Regions from separate parts of the Homo sapiens genome. Here region 2 is linked to region 1. A link is a loop called in an ENCODE intact Hi-C map of the cell type or tissue named here. Cell type or tissue: ascending aorta. All regions are shown on one strand.

Region 1 (8,000 bases):
CTGTGGTCTAATCTAATACTCGTGACAGCCCTGAGAGGTGGGAATTCTTTCTACTTTATGAATGAAGAGGTGAGGCTTGGCAAAAGAGTGGTATAGCCATGGCTTAATCACAGATCTTCCCAGCCCCAAGGCCTGTGATGACCCCCACCCTGGGCCACCTGGAGGAACATGTAATGGCCTGGGTGTAGCTTCATTCTGGAGCTTCTAGTTACTGTGGGCCTCTCCGTCTCAGGAAGGAAAAGAGGAGCTCAGCCCTGCCTATTTCTGTCTTTTTTATTCAACAAGCATTTACTGAGCACCTACTGTGTGTTAGGCCTCAGTGAATAGTTTGAGTGGATTTCCAAAGATATGTCCAGACTTCCTTGCTAATGTTCCTATCCAAACACCACTAGACTTCCTTCCAATACTGACGCTTACCTGGAATTGGTCTGCTGGTAGCTTTTCTCCCTAGTACTTAGGGGATCAGAAAATACATGTCCATTTTCATCTACCTTTCTAATGCCTCAATCTCTCTCATCCTGAGAATGCCAATCAGCCAACACCTTGAATTCCCTCAGCTGTCTCTGGGATCCTGATGAGGCATTGTTACTTATTCCTATATAGATAGCTTAGCTGTTCGTTGACACGAGGCCATCACAGATACTGCAGACATACCACACGGACACTTTAGAACAAAGCATTTGTCATTCTTATCCATCCATCCATTTGTCAGTTCAACACACACAAACCCGTCACTCTGCTTGGTGCTGTGCTGGGTACTGGGCACACGTGGATGAGTAAGGCAACATCACAATCTATGAGAGAAGGCAGACACTAACGCTGTTGAGTACGATGGTGTGCAAGTGTTGTGTGTGAGGAAAACCAGGAGTGCTTAGCCACAGCAGAGAGGCACATGGCTCAGCACAGTAAGAGAAAGGCAGCTGTTGTCAGGGAAGGCTTCCTGGAGTATTTAGGACTAAGCAGAGTCCTGAGAAAGAAAAAGCAATTGGCCAGAGTGGGGATCGGGCGGGGTATTTGCGTGGCAGGGATGAATTTTCTAGGTAGAACGAGCAAGATAAGAGTGACTCTGAGACATGAGTTTGCTCTCTGTTCTGACAATTGTAAACTATGGTTACCTACACACATGAGATGCCAGGTGAAAGTGAAGGAGGCAAAACCAGAGAAAATAGGAGCAGATCTTAAAGACCCTTGATGCTCTTCTAAGACTCAAAACAGGGGGCAAAGGAGTGTGATGTAGTCAGATGAATGTTTTGATTACTTGGGGGCCATTTGAGGAGATAGGTCAGAGACTCAAAAGTGAAAGCAGGAAAACCTACTACATACCACTTGTGTAAATTGGATAAAACATTTAATCATATTGAATTTCAGTCTCTTCATCTGTAAAGTATAGGCCCTTGCAGGAGCTCTTCTGCAGGAGCATTATAAGGGTTGGATACAACATATAGAAAGCCTTACACACAATGTCTGACACTGAACAGGTCTCATAATGGTAGCTGTGTACTTTATAATATTCATGTTCTGTAATAATCTGATCATAAAGACAAAGGAACTTTCAGAGAGATGTGCCTTTCTTAGGAAGGGCATGTGGGATAATGCCATCAGGAGAACAGCTTCAAGGGAGTCATTAACACACACCAGTAAATAATTTATGCATTTGGACCATTTTTCAAAAGCCCTATTATTATTCCTACTCCCTGACTCACAGTGACGCTGGTATTCGCAGCGCATTAGTTAATTTCATGGCCCTGTTGTGAATCTTACAATATTTCATCCCCCTAATTCAAAATATTCATTCCAAGTGGTTCCAACTTCACAAATAAATAATTCCTGTTGGAAAATGGGAGTTTTTCCATCTGCCCAGCCCATTTTCCATCTGTTCCTACAAGCTCATGGCAGGACAGAGCTGGGTCATGAGGCCCTGTTGATTGGTCCTGATTTAAGAAGAAATGGCTTTCTCCCAGATGGATTGCGCGTTAGTGATAAAGATTAGTTTCCACTGTTATCAGTTACTGTGTTATGAGACAGTTTTAAGGATCTGGAAAACAATCGAAAAGTACATGACAGAAGAAAGAAGAGAAGTGTTGTGTTGTCTTAGCTCCCACGATGAGTTTGACATTCTTCTAGGCACCATATACACCATGCATACATCATTTCATAACTGCAACAACACAACAGGTATATGTGATTATGTCTATCTGACACATGAAAGAAGTAAGGATGAGAGGGGCTTAAAAATCTGCCTAAGGTCTCATAATTTGCAAATAAGGGAGCTAGGGCTGATTGCAAAACCCAGGCTCAGTCCACAACACAAGAGATTCAAAAGAGCCTCGTGCTTTAAGAATGGAAAGTATATTGGCCATAGAATTGTGATTATGTTTTTTTTGGTAACCATGTAATATAATAGATGATCCCACGAAATAAGAGCAATTTATTTCAGATCTTTATGTGATGTTGGAGCTAGACAAAGGAAGAGAGTCACTTCCTGATAATCAGAATATAGATAGAGTCTCATCTTAGAAAAAGCAGTGGACTATGAATTGGGAAACTCGAACTCATATTCTAGGATCCTCAGCTTATTGTCTTAACAGCAAGGACAAACCACTTAACTGTCTGGGCTTTGGTTTCCACAACTGGAAAGAGATAGTTCACATTATGTTGCCTCTTCTGTACCTCACAAGGTCTAGAAAGGCACACCTATAGGAAGCATGTAGGACTACAGAGAGTAGTACAGTTTGTCAATGATAACATTTCATGCAAATATTAGGTAACACTTTTATTTCTGTCCCTGCCTGCAAGAAAATAAGGAGCTTGTGTCAGAGTGTAAATCTAGGCAATGCTTCCTTCATTGAGAAAGTCTGGCAACAGAAAAATAGTAGCGGAACTTAATGGTGTACTTAGTGATGTAATTGATTTACTTCATCACAGACTAAGCAAATAGTCCATGGACCAATGCCAGCCTGTGATCTCCATGTTGAGTCTTGCTGTATAGACCACCTTGAAGAAAGCAGCGTGTGAGCATTGATGAGAGAATGCCTGGGAATAGAGTCTCAGATCATTTCTTATGAACTTTGTATGACCTTGATCATCTTGCTAAATCTCAATTTCTTCTTTAGAATGCAGTTAACAATGCCAAATTGGTAGAGTAGTTATGAAGATGAAATGAGAATACATTTGGACCCTTAGAATAGGGCCTAGGACGTATTAGCCAGTGGGGAAAAATTTTACTTATTATTATCATCACCACCATCATCATTCACCCAAAGCATCTGTCCTCCTGGTCTACCACAGTTTGTGGATTCCCATAATTCAGGTATATCCCAGCTGTTTGTCACACATCAAGGAGGTTGTGCCACTGACACTTAGTGAGTAGAGGCCAGGGATGATTCAAAACATCCTGCAATATCCAGGACAGCCCCTCACAACACGGAATTACCCAATCCAAAATGTCAATAGTGCTGAGGTTGAGAATATGAGTCATTCCTTTGGGTTGAGTGAGGTCCCTGGAAATCAGATCAAGATTTAATAACAGATTTTCAGGCATACCAAACTTGTACTTTCATAGAGTATTAGCCCTAAAAGAGACCTTTGATGTTATATGACCCCAATCTGTTTTACTGAAAATAAACTTTAGAAGAATGAGAACTTACCTTCTTTCAATCATCCCTCCTAAAAGCACACTTCCCCAGATGGATTAGAGAGGCCCAAGGTCAAGGCCATCCGGCTACCAAGTGAGAGAGCTACAATTGCATCCCGTGTTTCTGGATCCTGTGGCTGAGGCTAAAGAAGGGGGAAGGTAGGATAGCCCAGGGCGTCTGTAGTGCAGAGACCAAGCCTCCACATCTCTTGACCCCTCACCCCACAGAATCAGGAACAGTGGAGGGAGGTGTCCATAAAATAGTATAGTAGTAAAAAGCACTAGACTTGATGTCAGAAGGCTTGGAAATGTGTACCCTCTCTCTGACACTTTCTCTGTGTTATTGGCCAGTAATATAAGGCATAGAGTCCTAGAACGTTGGCACTGAAATGTCTTTAGAACACTTCAGGTGCAAAGTTAGCAAAGTTCATTCTATCTCTACCTATCTATTCATCTATTGGTCTATTATATATATATATTTCTATCTCTGTATCTCTCTGTCCTTTAAAAAAAAAAGGGTCATGAATGTACTTACCTCATAAAACTGTTTGAAATATCAAATGGGACTAAAAGTGCAATGCAAGTTGTTACTAATGCTTAAAAGTACAGACTTTGGAACCACGCAGCCTGAGTTCAAATCCTGGCTCTGCCAATTACTAGCTCTGTGACCCTGGGGAAGTCACTTAACCATGCTGTGCCTATTTCCTCATATCTAAACTGGTCACAGTAATATCATTACCTGCTTCGTGCTAATATTGTGAGAATTTAGTGAGTTAGTATACCTAAAATGCATATAGAACAATGCCAGGCTCGTACGAAGTTTCATGCAGAGTATTAGCTGTTATTGTAACTAACCATCCTTTGTCCTTGTTCTTCCTACTAAAGCCAAAAAGCCAACCAAGGCATTTTTAAAGTAAATTGTGGAACTCTACAATGGCTAGTAAGAAGGCAAGTTTCTTCTCCCAAATTCTGCCACGCTCACCTTCCTGCCAAATCCTATTTTAGTATTAGGAGGCAACATCGCCCTCTGCTGCCCAGAACTGAAACAGCACGTTCAGCCCCTGTGCCGGCTTCGTTACTCCCGTCCTTTCTGCTCTGCCAATCTTGCCTCCTGAAAATGCGCTTCCCAGACAGATGAAATTGCTTCTATGTACTAATATCATCAGCGAAGCATTTTCCTAAGCAGCTGACTCATGACTTTTTTTTTTGCAATCAAAAGGAACCATCTTTCTAGGCTCTAGTTAGAATGGGAAGAGCTGCCTGTTCTCCAGTTCCCAGTAGGAAGCGACGCTCTGGAGCCCCAGGAACTGAGGAGGGCATCCTCTCCACCTGCAAAGAAGCTGCGGAATTGGAGCGTTATAACAAATTATTCCCATCCACCAATCACTTTGTAATGTGGCTGTTTTCAAGGTAAACTCATTCGTCTTCTTGAACAGATGGCAAAAATAAATAAATAAATAAATTCTGTCTTTGCATATGTGACTCCCTCCAGAAAACTCTATCCCAGATTCAGAAGTGGGCGAACAGGCTTTTGACTGAGATGAGCGCGACAGCTTGAGTAAAGTGGACTGTCTCTATTTCCTCAGAAAGAAGGCCAGCATTCATTCAAAACCTACCACACCAGACGTTTTACGAGTATTATCTCATTTCATCTTTACGACAGCCTTGTGAGCTAAAATTCATCATGCCCAGTAATAATGCAGGAACTGAGGCTCTTAAAGGTTCAAGAATGTGGCCCAAAGCCAAACAACTGATAGATGCTAGGGCCAAGGATTTTGGTTTGGCTCTTGCTGACTCCAAAGTTCACCATACCTCAATGTCTCCTAGGGACTCAAAGTCACACTGGGAAAACGGTGACCTGCAGATTGGAGAGATAACACTAGAAATAATCAGAGAGGAGGAGTGTTTCATGTGTGGTTCGGAGAAAAAGGGATCCTCTATTCCCCTATTCACAGGGAGCTTCTAAAGGGTCTGAGGTGGGACACCCCTCCAACCCTTACCCAATAAAGACCCGCAGTCATCAAGAAGGACTCTGGGTCATCCAGGGCTGCCTAGAACGTGAAAAACCTTCAAAGGGATGCAATGTACTGGCAAATTCTACCAATATTTAAGGAAGAAATAACATCAATTCCACACAAACCCTTCCAGAATATAGAAGAGGAAGAAGGAGCACAGCCCAAATCATGTTTTATCCAGATACCAAAACCAAAGACAATGTGAAGAAATCTACACACCAACAGCCCTCGTGAATATAGACCCCAAATCCTTCACACAATACCAGCAAATCAAATCCAACAATTCGTAAGATACATAATACCAAGTGGGGCCTCTCCTGGAAATGCAAGGTTGATTCAACATCCTAAAGCCAATCAATGTAATTCACCATATCAGCAGACTAAAGACGAAAAATTACATGAATAGACAGGAAACAATGGAGTCCAACTCTGACACTCTCCAGATGAGAAGCCCAAGGACCAGAAGTGAGATGAGATGTCCCAGTGTCACAAATTACTGACAAATCTGTATGTAGAATGCAGCTCTCCACACCACAGAGCCGTGTGAAGCTGCTGCCCATGCTGGGTGCAGGGAAGTCCTTAAGTATGAAGGAGCAGTCGCCAAGAGGCTTCATTCACAGCTCCACATAGCTGTAACTGAAGGGAGGGAGTGGGAAGCAGCTGGCTCCAGCCCACACCAGCTAGAAAATATCTGAGGTTCACAGACATGAGCATCAAGGGAGCGTGAGGTTGGTGGTAGGGGTTATTTTTTCCCTGCAAATTCCCAAAAGAGGTGCAAATTATAACTGCTGAAAATGTGATATAAGGAATTCACTTTTACATATGGTGGCATGTGCCTGTAGTCCCAGCTACTCGGGAGGCTGAGATGGGAGGATCACTTAAGGCCAGGAGTTGGAGACCAGCCTGGATCACATTGCAAGATCCCCATTTCTAAAACAACAACAAAAAAAAATTAGCCAGGCATTGTGGCACATGCCTGTAGTACCAGCTATTCTGGAGGATGAGACTGAAGGATTGCTTGAGTCCGGGAGTTTCAGGCTGCAGTAAGCTATGCTCATAGGGTGCCCCCACTAAGTTCAGCATCAATGTGATGACCTTCTAGAAACCAGGGATTACTAGATTGCCTAAGGAGGGGTGAACTGGTGCAGTTTGGAAACAAAGCAGGCCAAAACCCCAGTGCTGATCAGTAGTGGGATTGTGCCTGTGGATAGCCACTGCACTGCAGCCTGGCAACATAGTGAAATCCAATCTCTCAAAAAACAAAAAAGAAAAGAAATGTACTTCATAATTTGAGAAATACAAGCCATAGTTATTTCTTTTTAAACAGAGTTTTCAAAAATTTGGGGATTTTCATCAAGACACAAGGAAAGGCTACAAATACGTAAGTATAACTAAAATGATAGGGACTCCTCAATCTAACCATCTCCAACCAGGTGGGTTTCAGCTCTGTGACCTTCACAAATGTTCACTCTTGTCAATACCTTACATTAAACCATCCGATGTCCATTTTTTCACTCCTCTTTAGTAACTTGATATCTTGGTCACAATGACAAAACTGATGGTTTATTTACTCTTAGTTGTGACTCTTGGAAAATAATGTCAAAGTCAAAATGTCTTTTTTTCCCTTCCCACCCCAAAATTACATACAGAGAGAGAGAGAGAGAGAGACACTCACACACACACATGCACACACACTTTTCTCCCTTCTCTGCCCCTTTCTTTTCTTGGTTTGGAACTCTTGGGTAAGGTGTATACAAATTCACTTTTGTTTCCGAGGCAATAATCACTGGCCAACTAGCCTCAGCTCCAGAATCTTTAAAGTGAAGTGGAAATTGGATATACTTCTTCTCTGTGTGTTTCCTCTTAAACTAGTCCTTTTAAGTCAGCTCAACTTGTTTTGGAGCGTTATCATTTAAAAGGTACTTCAATACTTAATGCTCCCAGTTATCTAGTATCCCCAATTTACAGACAAGGAAATGAGCACAACAGGGTGAAGTAAGTTTCCTCCACCTGCTCAGTTGGATACAATAGGAGCCAGGCACTTGGGTCATGCTGCTGGATATAGAGGTATTATGGCATCCAACCCAAGGAGGGACATCTCATGGGCAACACTGGGCAAATATATAAATAGTGACTTAATCATAGCAACTATTTAATAGGTTCTTACTGTGTTCCATGCACTGAGCTACATGTTTTTTCTTCAGTAGCTCAGTTAATCCACATAGTCACCCCATGGAGGAGGTGTGATTATCCCCATTTCACTAAAGGAAGAACTGAAGCTGAGAGGGGTCATTTAACTTGGACAAAGTTACACATAACCAGGAAGTGGCTGCATCTTGCAAAGTCAGGGG
Region 2 (8,000 bases), 150 kb before region 1:
GGTGAAAGGGAAGCAAGCACGTCTTACGATGGCAGAGCAGGACATAGAGAGTGAAGGGGGAAGTGTTACAGGCTTTTAAACAACCAGATTTCATGAGAACTCACTCACTATCATGAGAACAGCATGGAGGAAATCCACCCTCATGATCCAATCACCTCCCACCAGGTCCCTCCCCCAATATTGGGAATCACAATTTGACATGAGATTTGGGTGGGGACACAGCCAAACCATATTAACATCCAACAACTGCAAATGATACAGTCTTCTCTAGTGCACCTGGAATTTTTTTTAATTGACCATAGGCTGGTACTGAGCCATAAGAAAAACAAAACAAAACAACAACAAAAAACACCTGTTTTAACAAAACACATACTTATCTTGAAACACTCCCTCTGGGGGAAGCCAGCTGCCATGTAAGAAAGTCCAACTACCCTGAGACCATTATGTAATGCAGAAGGCTAAGCAAGCCAGTTGGAAAGGCAATGTGGAGAGAGAAAAATGCCCATCCTCCCCCAACTCCAGATACTTTAAGTGTTTGAAGAAGGCTTCAGGTGACTCTAGTTTCAATGACTATTTGACTAAGATCCCATAAGACACCTCAAATAAGAAATGACCACCTCAACCCAATCAATGCTCCAGAGCCATATGAGATCATAAATTGTGATCTCAAACCTCTGGGTTTTGTGCTGCTTTGGTATGCAGTGTTGAATAAATGAACAAGCAGTGCAATGAGTATCTCTATACCCCATTTACCACCAAGGAGGAAGTGGGGTATTGTCCCCTCACTTCTGGTAAAGAGAAAGGGTTTTCCTTTAATGTATATGCTCCTAGAACTTGGAATATGTCTCTGAAAATTAGGAATACTTAGTAGACGTATGTCCGGCTCTTCCTTAAAAATCTAGAGAATGTACCATTGCTGCTGCATCAGGATTGGCCTGCATTCCCAGAATTGTTCAGGCAAAAAATATGAATGAATATATTTCCCATGGAATGTGAGAGAAAGTCCATGGACAGATAGTGTTAGGTTCTGCATAATAGGACTTCCTACTGCATAGAGGAGCAAAGGTCTGCAGCACTCAGAAGTCACAATAGACACCCTGATTCCTAGGGACTGAGGCCTGATCAAGAAATCCCCAGCAACAGAGGAACAGGAACTCTCAGCATGACCCATGGTTTTCCCACTGCAAGTAGACATGCTTAAATCTAGGACAAGGAGGGAGACTTAACTTTCATCTTAAATCTGCGGTGCTTTTGATCAGAAGGGTTACAGTTCATCTAAAGTTTCTTGAGAACAGAAGAATATCCCTCAGTGAATAAAGTTTTAAAACATAAAGATGCTCTCTGATTCCATTCAATAAGTCCTTTTTTTTAAAAAAAGTGTGATGGTTACGACATTAAATATTTCAAATAATCTTTACAAAAATATTAACACTTATTTTCTCATGTAATTCTTAGTGATTTTTATTTTCTTCATCATGCTGCTTTTTCTTGTTAGATTTTTTATGACTAAAATACAGCATTTTTATCACAGGAATAAAAGGAGTTCTTTCCACTCTAAACTATAAATCAGAGAATTGAACAAAAAGATTGCATAATATTTCCCAGATTTAAAAATTCTACGATACTAGTAAGCAACAAGTGTGTGTCTGTAATATTTTCTGCCCTTGGGAATTCACCTACTTGAGTCTGAGAAGTCCATTGGCAGCTAGCAGAAAGGTGACATGAAATCCCAAAGCTAGAACTTTACCAGAAAATAAGTCCAGAAGGAGCCTGACTTGGGAGGCCACTTTCTCTAAGTGCTTTGGCAACAAGCCTTGTGGCTAACAGAAGGAAGATGCAGGCTCTAAAGTGTTTGGCCAGCTCTATCCCTTGCCTGATCTACATTGCTGAATCACCACTTCAGCCATCTGCTTCACCTTCTTTTCTGAAGAGCAGTTTCTGATTATTGTTGTGGCTTATATTAATTTTTTTTTCTTGAACTTTTTTGTGCTATCATGCTTATTATTTCATTGAGCTATTATGCTATGCTAGTTGAGTTTTATATACACTTTTTACTTCTTTTAATAACCCTCCCCATATTCACGATCAGAAAATTGTAGTTCAGTGAAATGTAGTTTTTTGCTCATTGTCCAATGATTAGAAGAGTGGACAAACCGGGATTTGCAAACATCCAAAGGCTGTGTTTCTTCCCATCCCCGTTCTGGTGCATAAACAGGTGGAGCTGGTGCTCTAGAACATGTGAATCAATGAGACATTGCTGTCCAGTCTCTAAATGGTTAATATTCTTGCCTGCTCCTGTTCAAGCTTCTTGGAAGAAGGTGTTGGATCTTTGTGCTATAACATCTATTATGACATTAACTTCAAAGCATTCGACCTGGGCGTTTGATCTACCGGCCTGCTTTTCTGACACATGCTGGAAAATAAAAGTAGGAAACCAAGAATGGTTCAGTCATACTTGTTAAACATTTACAGTGCCAGTCAGGAAAGATGTTGACCTTAAAATTAAGAATTAGAAGCACACATTCCATAAAAGAAATCAGTTCAATAAAAACAAAACCAGCGAGGCTGGGGAGAGGCTTCTGGGTGCCCGCAGGAGACGTGAAGCATAAGCAGCCACTAAATGACATATTTTCCTCTGGCTTTCACTATTTATGGTACAGCGCCAGGGTGGTGCAGTTTTGTCCTGCACACATGTTTTTAATGAGAGAAGGGAGGAAACCATGCCATTTTTGTAGTTTCAAAGGCATGAGAAATAGGAAGTGGTTTCAGGAGGGGCAGAAAAAGTGGGCAGTCTACTGTTGCTGCCTCCTCAGTGTGTGACGTGACATTTAAGACATCAGGCCTATAATCCCAACACATTGGGAAGCCGAGGCAGGAGGGTCACTTGAGGCCAGGAGTTCAAGACCAGCCTGGGTAACATAGAGAGATCCTGTCTCTACCAAAAAATTTTTCAAAAAATTACCTGAGGCAGGAGGGTCCCTCGCACCAAGGAGTTTGAGGCTGCAGTGAGCTCGCTATGATCACGCCACTTCACTCCAGCCTGGGAGACAGAGTGAGACACTGTATCAAAAAAAGAAAAAAAAGAAGAAGATAAAGAAGAGAAAAAGAAGAAAAAGAAGAAGAAGGAGAAGGAGAAGAAGGAAAAAGTACTCAGGTAAACAGAAGAATTCAAGTTGTTACAGACAGGTCTGCCTTTGAGGTCAGGTATTTAATATATTTGTATTGTGATAAAATATACATAACATAACTAGTTTCCATAATTTTGTTTAAATATATGTCCCTACTACTGGAATGTCAGCTCTTTATGAACAGAAGACCTCACCTATTTAATTCACTGAGTTGTTCTCAGCACTAATGACACTGCCTGTCAAATAGTAACTATTTAATAAATACCTACTAATTGTAATATCGAACAAAATGGGCTTTTGAGATGTTATCAGACCAGATTGCTTGCTGGGCTCTATTTAAACTTGGAGAATCAAGTATGGTATAGCTTAAATACTGACTTCGGTGGATTGCTAAAGGCTGTCCCTGGTATTGTAATGAGCATGGTTCTGATTGGTGTAGCCAGAGCCAGAGCACGCAGAGCCTTTTAAGCCAGATGCCCTCTTCATAGAACGTCCTTTCCCCAGGTATTCATCTGGCTCACTGCCTCTTCTCCTTCCAACCTTTGCTTCCATGGCCCTTCCTTTACGAGACATGCATTAACAATCCTATTTAAAATGGGAGATAATTCTCTTTCCTTAAATTTCTTGCCCTTCTTTTTAACTTGTTTTACTCTTTTGCGCTTATCCTGATCTGACTATCTTGTCTATTTCCTGCCTCTCCTTAATAAAATGTAGTCTAGAAGGGCAGAAATTTTGTATCTTCTTTGTTCACTGTTGTAATTCAGTACCTTGAACAATTACTGTGCATACTAAGGGTTCAATTAATATTTCATAGATGAATGAATAAATAAATGACTGAAAAGACTTTTTTCTTAGGGGCAATGTAGAAATGTGAATCTTTGAAAGTTTTTTGTTTTGTTTTGTTTTGTTTTGTTTTGTTTTTGCAGAGGAGTAATCAGATCTGCAATGTTTTATCTCTGACGATTATAAGAATTTTGTAATTCCAAATTTCAGACCACTGCCCTCTCCCACTAACTTATTTTCCTACAGTGTAGGTGTGCACTAGAACCAAGTGTTTTTTTTTTCCCATCCAACTGTCCATAAAGGAAATATACAAACATCTTTTGGGCTTGTTTTTTAAGTATTTACTTGAGTAAATACAGAAATCCAGACAGAGTTTAACAAATGAAAAATAGCTACCAATTTAAAAGGTACTGCAGGCTAGGCACCCATACTACCGCAAATAATAGTTCCCTTCTAATTCTTGGTTACAACAGGCCAGGATCTATGCAAAGTACCTCATATACTTTATTCTCACAGAAAGAGAATGATCTAGGAACTATTATTATGTCCATTTTATAGCTAAGGAAACTGAAGCACATATGAATTGCATGGTAGCCTTGGGACTTAACAATTCTAAACCATGATTCTAGACATCTTACCTATGTTTATCTCATTTCATCCTATTACCCATTGAGAAACAGACACTCTTGTTCAACAGGAAGCTAAGGGCTTACTGAAGGTCAATTAACCAATTGCAAAGATATAGGTAATGCCAGATTTTTCTAATGTAAAAATCCTTTCTCTTTTAAGTATACTGCAATTCCTCCTCCAACAAACTGTTAGAGGAAACAAAATACATGAGAAATGTTATTATACGTATTAGCCTTAATTGTCTCTGTTCTATATGAAAATGTGAATTATCTCTCATTCACTAAGCATCCCCTTCATGCCTTTGGAATCAAGCCTACCAAAACTCCACTTCGGAAAGCATAGCAGGCAAAATCTCTCAGCCTTTAATCAACACTAAAGGCAGGTTGGCAACCCTGCCAGTCTGTAGATTTCTCAATTACATCTAGAGCAGAATGTGTGGGACTCTATGACTCATGGCTTTCGCCACTAAGTCTTACCAGTGATCCTGGACCTCTTGGGATCTATTCTGGTTCCAAACCATCAGAAGCATGGTGTACTTCCTTAACTTGTACCCAGATGCTTCTCTCCTGAGTTCCATCCTGCTCCCCTTCCAAAGACGTCTATGGTTCTAATTCCTGCAAGTCATAATATCTATTATGGACTATTTCTATCTTTTCTGAGTGACTTGCCATGATCAGTCTTACTAGAGAATAGGAAATAACATCTATTTTATGTCAGGTGTCATATAAGCTGTATATCACTTAACTGCGGCAACAATCTTAGAAGTCAGGCAGGTATTATTTTATCCCTTTTATAGACGATGAAATAAATATTTAGAGAAGTTAATCCCAAAGTTACCTAGCAAGTAAGAAATGATGTTCGGAATGAACTCATGTTGGACTGTAAATGTGCAGTTAAAACTATTTCCGCCCTTGGATATTTCATTCATTTTCTGTTGCTGAAAACAAACAAACAAACCTCAAATTTAGCAGCTTAACACAGTACCCATTTTTTAATCTCTCAGCTTTGTAGGGCTGAAGTCTGGTATTGAGGGTTCCCTGCTTAGGCTGAAATTAAGGTGTCAGCTGGCTGTGTTCTCGTCTAGGGCTCAGGGACTTCTTCCAAACTAATTCCCATTATTAGCAGAAGTCAGTTCCTCATGGTTGTAGGATTGAGTCCTGTTTCCTTGCTGGCTGTCAGCTGTGGTTGCTCAGCTTCTAGAAATTACTCACATTCTTTGCCACGTGGCCCCCTCTAGCTTTAAGCTGGTAACAATGCATCGAATCTTTCTCATACTTTTCTAATCTTCTAACTTCTCCTTCTAATAGCAGCCAGAAAAAAAAATATTTGCTTTTAAAGGGTTCATGTGATTATATTGGAGTCACCCACGTAATCTCCCTTTTGTCATAAAATACATCATAATTACAGGAGTGATATGTCATCATATCCACAGGTTCCATCAACACTCAGTGGGAAGGGTAGACGAGGAAGCAGCTCATTGGAAATCATTCTTAGAATTGTGCCTTTCACAGATGTTCTAAACCTGAAACTGAAGCCTGGTATTTCACTGGCAGCCACGTGGCCTCAAAGCAGGCATCAATATCCTAGTAGCTTTCCTACAATCCACAAAGTTCCTAAAACAGCCAAGAGTAGATTTCTATCTTTTATTGTTTCTGTCTTTTCCAGTTTCATGAGGTGCCTTCATTCTCTCCACGGGTTGGCTGGGCTAGACAAGGACTGATGCCAGTAACAAATATTATCTAATACATATGATGATGAGAAAGTGGTGGAAGAGAAGTAAAAGTTAAAAGATACGTTCCTCACCACACTCCCTCCTATAATTTTTGTAGACTTGTTGAGTGTCATATAAACTTCAGACTGCCAGAATGAAAGCTCCACGTTGGTGCCCACAAAATGAAACTTAAAATGAAATGGCTACCAACAACTGGTGCTAATTGTGATTCAAAACTGAGGATAAAGAGGTCTCTTCAACTGAATCAAAGGGCACTGCTATCTACAGAGCTGCTGGCCTATGCTGTCCCCTGCTCACCACTGCACACAACTTGAGGCAACACATCGGCCTCAGATTTTAATAAGCGTCCCTGCAGGAGCATACGGAAAGTGGTCATTCTAACTTGAAAGAACAGAAGGATCCCATAACACTCCAAAGTGGAAGGGCACATCCTGGTGGAATACTTTAGCCAGTAGGAACTTTCTGTCTACCTCAGGATTTCTTGTCATCTGTCATATATCCAACAATTAAATGGAAATTTACAGCTGCCAGTTTTCTAAATAGCTCTCCTCCGTATCCTTTTCTGAGACCCTGAAAACTTCCAAAGCATCTTGTTCTCAGCTGTTTAAGAGACTGTGAATCTTTTCAGCTTATCCTGTATTGCCATCATTTTTCTTATCACCTCTGCAAATCTATTGTTACCTTCCTGGGTGTGGAAACTCTGCCTAATTGTATATTTTTATATAACTCAATGCCTGGTACATAATAATAGATTAACAAAATATTTAGTAACCCACCACTAGTCAAATCAGTGTATTCTGTGTCATTTTTCCTGTTGTGCTGTTTTATTTCTAAATATCCTTTAAGACCAAAGTAACTCCTAAGCGAATTAACACAGGAACAGAAAACCAAATACCACACATTCTTATTTATCAGTGGGAGCTAAACATCTGGTACTCATGGACATAAAGATGGCAACAATAGACATTAAGGACTACTAGAGAGGGAAGGGAGGGAGGGGTAGAAGGGTTGAAAAACTAACTGTTGGGTACTATGTTCAGTATCCGGGTGATGGGATCATACATATCTCAAACCTCAGCATCACACAATATACCCAGGTTACAAACCTGCACACGTACCCCTGAACTTAAAATAAAAATTGATAAAGAAAAAAAAGATTTGTTTTATAACCAAGAGAAAAATACCAAGGTTACATAGTTATGAGTTAAGGGGTTATATTTAGGTACTGATTATTAGGGTGCGCTAACCAGAGATTTAACTTCTGTCTCTCCTTGCAGCCACAGTGTGAGCTTGTGAAGTGCATCTGAGATGGATTCACAAAGATCTAGTGAAAGGAACAAAACCACAGGGATGAACTGACAAAGTTCAAACAGGGACTGATAAATCCGGAGAAATGATGAGCTCCAAAGGAGGGTTCAGTGTGGGTACCACCAACCTCTTGCACTACTCAGACCTATTTGTCCTTTCTTATTAATATGAAGCTCCAGGTATACATAATAATTCCATATTTTAAAATAAAGGTGTTCTCACTCTTTCTCTTGGAGGAGAGGTGGAAGTCCAACAATGCACACTCAATGTGGTGGCCAGTTGTGATCTCCTGGAAGACTAAAGCAAGGGAGTTTGTAGAACAAGCTACAATACCACTACAGTATAGTTTGTCTAGAGGGCACAGCTGATATTTCTCCACTGCTATCTCCACTATCCATTCTAGTTTCCCCTCATCCTTG

Evidence for each region. Peaks named below come from ENCODE experiments on the same cell type or tissue, not always from the same donor. Only the 100,000 strongest peaks of a DNase experiment are listed, where the experiment ranks them.
Region 2: a loop joins it to region 1, with 4 times the contacts of the local background. A loop is called at or near these places in 32 of 110 quality-filtered maps.

The regions. Positions count from the first base shown.
Region 1 is chr1:59,973,659-59,981,658 of GRCh38, reverse strand. It overlaps the pseudogene RN7SL475P. Among named protein-coding and RNA genes, the nearest start is that of CYP2J2, 51 kb to the right of the region's middle. In ascending aorta, a CTCF peak has its summit at 4,664 (motif pointing left); a DNase peak (open chromatin) is centred at 4,668; H3K4me3 peaks cover 286 bases.
Region 2 is chr1:60,127,884-60,135,883 of GRCh38, reverse strand. All of the region lies in intron 1 of LINC02778 (long intergenic non-protein coding RNA 2778), which reads right to left. Among named protein-coding and RNA genes, the nearest start is that of LINC02778, 17 kb to the right of the region's middle. In ascending aorta, no CTCF peak of the experiment used is centred here; DNase peaks (open chromatin) are centred at 2,683 and 4,953; H3K4me3 peaks cover 621 bases; H3K27ac peaks cover 2,743 bases.